Regions from separate parts of the Homo sapiens genome. Here region 2 is linked to region 1. A link is a contact called in ENCODE Hi-C or POLR2A ChIA-PET data. All regions are on one chromosome and are shown on one strand. Each heading gives the region's core, a stretch centred on a gene start or an enhancer-like site at or near the end of the contact. The rest is flanking DNA. Distances are from core to core; before and after follow the strand shown. Region 1 overlaps AK5 (adenylate kinase 5). Region 2 holds the start of AK5 (adenylate kinase 5).

Region 1 (2,700 bases), core at 159-2,658:
GCCACTACTTTGTAGTTTTGCAAAGCCTCAAATTGCTGGAATGCTGGGAGGAGAGAAGAGAAAATAGAAAGGGGAAAAGGGTATGTTAATTAATTTAATTTTCTGGTTAATTCAGCTTGACGAGTATTTGTCTAACTGCTGGGCTCAGAATGCTGTAGGTGCAGTAGAGAAAAAACGAGAACTGCACAGTGTAATTCTTGTCTAAAACGAGCATATCATTTTTCTCATTTTCTCCCTTTAACGCTTTCTTTACCAAGTCATTTCAAAGTATTTTAGTCCTCACTAGTGGTTTAATAAGTACAGAAAAGCCAATATGATTTAATCTTGCTTCCATGCATCTCCAATGATCAGTCTAATACCTAGAACAAAGTAGGTGTTCAATATATCTATATTGAATTGCATCCTGTAGGTGGTATACGAGATTGGGTCCAATCTATATGGATCTCAAGAGATATTCTAAAAGTTTATTTATTTGACGAAATCTATTAATCACCCTATTTTCTGGGCTACAGATCCCTTTCTTAAGCAACTTTTGATTGAGAAGCAATGCATTATCTAGTCAGTATCATCTTAATGAAATCTTAAATCCTCTTGGTATTTACTACATTGGGGTTTATTTCAGCTACCCCCAATAGAAGTAAGTGCTTTCTGCAGCAACTTAATTTTAGAAGTGTTCTGTCATAGTACCCAAAGATTAGCGAGCAGAATATTGGGCACTTGATATCTGCTCATGATCTGGACATTGGTCAAGCTAAGGATGTTTGCTCTGGGGCTGTACCTGAATCTATAAAATTTAGACAATCGGCCACTGCAGCCACCCTCCCTTCAGCTAAAGAATTGTTCCGAACCCCGATTACCACCACTGACTTGGATTCTTTTCTCTTGGGCCCTTTTCTCTCAACCACAACCTCCTGCATGGCCTGAAACCGAGCCTCTCCCTTCTTATTGTTAGTGGTCTGGCTTTGAATCGACTGTCTCCTAATTAGACAGCCAGATCAAGGGGCTCTGGGAAAGGAGTCTGGAATGCTTTCTCTCAGTCAAAGGGGATAGGGGGCCAAAGCCCTGGTTGGGCTGTGAGGGAGGGGCAGCTAAGCTGGGCCCATGTGTGTGGGTGCTGGTGGCTGGAACTCTGGGACAGAACCAGAGCAGCTTCTTTAGGAAGTGCCAGACCAGACATGGCCCATATCAGAAATCCATTCTCCCATCTCAGAGAGGCTCTTGGAAGGAGGCTAGGCCCACTCTTCCTTTGATTCCTGAGGGAGACCGAATAGTGATGAGAGGAGAAAAACAGAATCCATGCTAGATGACCTCAATCCTCTCAGCAAACTAAAAGGCAGGGTTATTTGCAAAGAGGTTTAGAAGGCTGCTGTGGGGTGCAACTAGAGTCAACAATAGACAAAGAGGATTGCTGGGCAGTAGCCAGTTTCCCTGTAGCTTTAAGCTACCAACCCACACAGACCCATAGGAGTTGGGAAGTCATCTGCCTCTTGCAGTCAACTTTGCCTGCCCTTGCTCCTTCTGATTTCCTGGCCAGTCTGCAGGAAGGTTCTTCTGCCAACAACCACAGCCACCCAGCAAGGTACATGCATCATGCAGAGAAACAGAATCACCTACTAAGGTCCCCAAATGGGGAAGAAGATAAAGAATATTTCAGTATATTGCATCTGGACCTGGCTTGGCACAGTTTCTGAGGATTCTTGGGGGTCCATCCTAAGACTACTTCCAAAAGCCCTGCTTTGTTCTGCAAGTGCCCAGCTAAGATCTGATCCTGCCAGCCTTGGCATCTGCATCTGTCTGATGCAGACAGATGTGGATTTGGATCCTGGCTCTGCAATGTAGTTACACAACCTGGACAAGTTATTTAATCTCTTTGAGGCTCAGTTTTTGAATCTTTAAAATGGAGATAATGTTTTATAATGTTATTGTAGGAATCGAATAAATCCATATAAAATCCAAGTGATAAATTAAAATTGATAAAAAATGTATAAAGAAAACCTCTAATGCAGTGTGTGGCACATAGTAGTTGTTCAGTAAATGGCGTTACCTGGTGCTCCTGTTGTTGAGTGCTGATGAAGATTCCAAAAAATATTCTCTGAGCTAATGTCGTAGGAATAATCAAAGTTATCTTAAGTTAACCTTCTCTGCTAGGTTTCTATAGCAGAATAAATCAAAGTCACTATTACAGTGTTAAGCTTCATGTTCAAGGAGAAGTTTTTCATAAAACAGTTCATAAATATCACAACAATTTTCTCTAGTATCTCTTTATTGTGTTGACTTTTTCCCCACAAAGTTCTCTGGGTGCTGCCTATATCCAGTGAAATAAAGATTCTGTACAGAAGGCTTAGAAAATAAGTGTTTTACTCAGATATACACAGCCTTCAAGTGTTCTGTACTCATCCCTTTGCATACCAATCATGTCTGTTTTTAGATCTGTCTTCTTTCATGATTTGTCCTTCTTTCATTCTGTTAAAAAAAAAAAAAAAAAAAAAAGTATGTTCCGCCAAGCTTGGTTCAGCAGGGCTGTACCACAGGAATTCTCATCAAAACATGGGACTGACTCTACTTTCTCAGAGAATTGTTCCCACCCATCTCACTCACCACGTCCACTTAGGTGTTTCTCTTTCAAATTTTGTAGTTAATTATGAGGCTTTAGAAATATGGTTCTGCAAAGTAGTCTCAATGGTTGTTACTCCATTGCTG
Region 2 (2,700 bases), core at 164-2,663, 120 kb before region 1:
AAATACTAGAAGTTGGGACTGTAAGTGAAATGGCATATTCTAAGGGCAAAAACCAATTTCCATGGAACTGAAATACCTGCCTCGTTTAAGGCAACCATATGACACACGGGTTCACAAGTGCTAAAAGTTCATTTACTCCCTCAGGTAAAACAAAGCTGCAGCTGTAGTTAAGGCTTGAGCTGCAGTTGTTTCCGGAACAAGAAATAGAACCAAGAAAAGATCTGCAAAGAAGCACTTGAAATGGACATTCAGACTCTATAGTTTTTTAAAGCAGTGGCAGCGTTGCTTCTTTCTCCAGCCAGACCCCAGATACCAGTGCCTACCAAAGTGTCCTCTCTCACACACCCTCCTACAGTGTTAGGCTTTGTGGGAAGTTAGAGATCATATTCTCCGGGGGCAAGGACTATCTCCCAAATAGGCAATGTGAAGACATCTTAGCAGGGAATTGAGTCATCTTGGGAGCTAGGAGGAAGATGGGTTACACCTTAACAATGGTCTGCAGCAGGAAGATCCATTAACCATTATGCCTTAGCGCACCCACTCATACTCACTCATATTCCCCCAGGGGTGCTCTGATACGACACTGTCCACGGACTGCACACTCTTCAGGTCTAATTAATGATGCCCACCCTCCCCACCTACTAAACACATTTGCAATTTAAGCATCTCTAGCTCTCCACTACCACCCACCTTTCTCCTCCACTGTCCCTTCTTCTCCATGGAGATAATTAACTAGTTGACTACTTATTAGTCCTTCAGTTGATTAGGATTTCAGGCTCACACTAAGGCCTTATCCTAAAGTCTATAAAGATTTGTGACACCGACAGGGTAAAAATTCGAAACCAGCTAGCAAAACTTTCCTGAAGGATAGAGATACTCAAGATCTAAAAATTATCTGAAGGGTTGGATTCCACACCATGAATCCCCTTTTCCCCCTTCCCCACAGCTCCCTATAGTGAAAGATCCGTAACCTTAGGAATAAATGATAAATCCTGTGACTATTAGGTTTTTCCTGGGAGTTCCTCGGAGACCCGGAGGTAACCGTGTATGTGCGTGCGAGTGTGTCTGTGTGCGTACAAGGTCCGGAGAAGCGAAACGGTCGCAGGTTCCTACAGACCCCGACCCTGTTCCCTTGGCCACCTGGTCCCCGGTAGCTGCATCCCTGGGCGGCGCACGCAGTGAAGCGTCGCGCTCTGGCGCCGGTGCCGCACCGAGGGGTATGACTACGACCCCTTGCGCGTGCCCGCCCCCACCTCCGCACCTCGCGCCAGCCCGCGCAGCGTGACCGGCAGCCGCCGCAGACCCGGCTCGGGGAGGCGCGGAGCGCGGCGCGCTGAACCGGAGAGGCGGGCCGGCTGCTGCCTTGCGTTCGCCACGCTGTCCTCCCTCCTCCGCTCCCTGCGCCCCACCCCTGGCGGCCGCGCTGCCTGGCAGCCCGGGAAGCCGCGGCACAGCTGCTCGGCGCCTGCAGCTCCGGCTCGGGGGCTGGAACCGAAGCGGGGGCGGCGGGAGCGCGGAGACCACAGCCCCCGGGGAGAGGCGGAGGGGGTCCCTGGCCTGGGCGGAGAGGCTGAGCTGAGTGCGCGTGAGAAAGAGGGCTGCACCGCTGCTCGGCGCGGACTCTGCCAGCCCCAGCTTCAGCCCCGGCTCAGGTCGCCGCAGCCCGGGAGCCTCCCCGCTTGCGCCCCAAGGCACGCGCGGCACAGCCATGAACACCAACGATGCCAAGGAGTATCTGGCCCGGAGGGAAATCCCTCAGCTTTTTGAGGTAGGGCTAGAGCTGGCCGACGGGCGGTAGCATCCGGGGACTGCATCTCAGGGGTTCGGGTTGAGGCAGCCGCGCCCCGTCCCACCTTCCCCACACGGGGCATGTAATGAAGGGGCTTGTAGAAGCGCACTCGCCCGCTCCCCCGAGGGTAGTCGCCTTTCCCGCGGGTTGCCAGGGTCCTTGTCAGAAGGCTGGGCTTAGAAGCCTGCATCTCACAGATCAAGTTTCAGTCTTCCAGCAGGGTTCTGAAAGCAGCCTGCTCCCATCGCGCCCCTCGGATGTGGACACCCAGGGTGGGCTGCAGACCGCGGCCGGGCCGCACTCTCTGGGGGCGAGGGCCAGGTCAGGTGGCTGCACTGTCGCCCAGCAGCGAGTAAAGACTCGAAACTGAGGGAGCCAGAGCCCTAGTCACTCTGCTGGTCGAGGGTCGGAACCCCTGGGGGAAAGAGGAAATGTGGACGAAGGCAGCCCTTCCTGGAGACAGCTTGGAAGAGAGGGATGAAGATGCAAAAAGCAAAACCCAACCTATCAAGTGCCACCTCCCCGGTGACAGGCCCCCAGCCTTGCTCTGCGCTTTCGCTGAATGAACTCCTGAGCACGTTTTTCCCGTTGCCTAGGAAGGGTTGGGCCGCAGGTTTCGCCAGTGCTCGACAACCCACCTGGAGATAGCGGGTCGGGGAGGGAGCTGCGAGGGGGGCGGACTCCTGTTGCTCAGTCTTCAGACCGCAGCACAGCATCATCTGCACCGGGACCCGGGAATGGGGGGACACTTGGAGACTGAGAGAGAGGAGGCTCGAGGAATGAACCTTGGTCTGTTCTAAGCCACAACCCCTGTCTCAGGTCGTTTGGCTTCCTTTCCTTCTCTTTGTATTTGAATTTAAAAACATTCCTGAATCTCAAGTGCTTTTGCTTGAAGTAGGGGGGAGGAGGAG

The links. A loop is a pair of places that touch in the nucleus more often than their neighbours do. ChIA-PET counts read pairs that join two places held with the same protein, here RNA polymerase II (POLR2A). Pooled maps may share reads with other maps.
Region 2: a loop to region 1 is called in a map of dorsolateral prefrontal cortex, with 5 times the contacts of the local background. The contact joins the promoter of AK5 here to the enhancer-like site in region 1. A Hi-C loop is called at or near these places in 3 of 168 maps with a recorded cell type or tissue (dorsolateral prefrontal cortex and posterior cingulate gyrus) and 3 of 50 pooled maps. POLR2A ChIA-PET finds 5 or more read pairs at or near these places in 2 of 52 experiments (OCI-LY7 and activated naive CD4-positive, alpha-beta T cell).

The regions. Positions count from the first base shown.
Region 1 is chr1:77,398,466-77,401,165 of GRCh38, forward strand. The region is part of intron 6 of AK5 (adenylate kinase 5); the gene reads left to right. Among named protein-coding and RNA genes, the nearest start is that of AK5, 120 kb to the left of the region's middle. Within about 2 kb of position 1,409, at least 2 of the 41 ENCODE cell types and tissues checked have a DNase peak (open chromatin) inside an H3K27ac peak, as active enhancers do; they include dorsolateral prefrontal cortex, where a contact is called at or near this core.
Region 2 is chr1:77,280,606-77,283,305 of GRCh38, forward strand. It overlaps AK5 (adenylate kinase 5), which reads left to right and starts at 1,414. Exons shown (of 14, transcript NM_174858.3): 1 at 1,414-1,768. The coding sequence starts at 1,709. RefSeq lists a silencer at 1,274-1,333.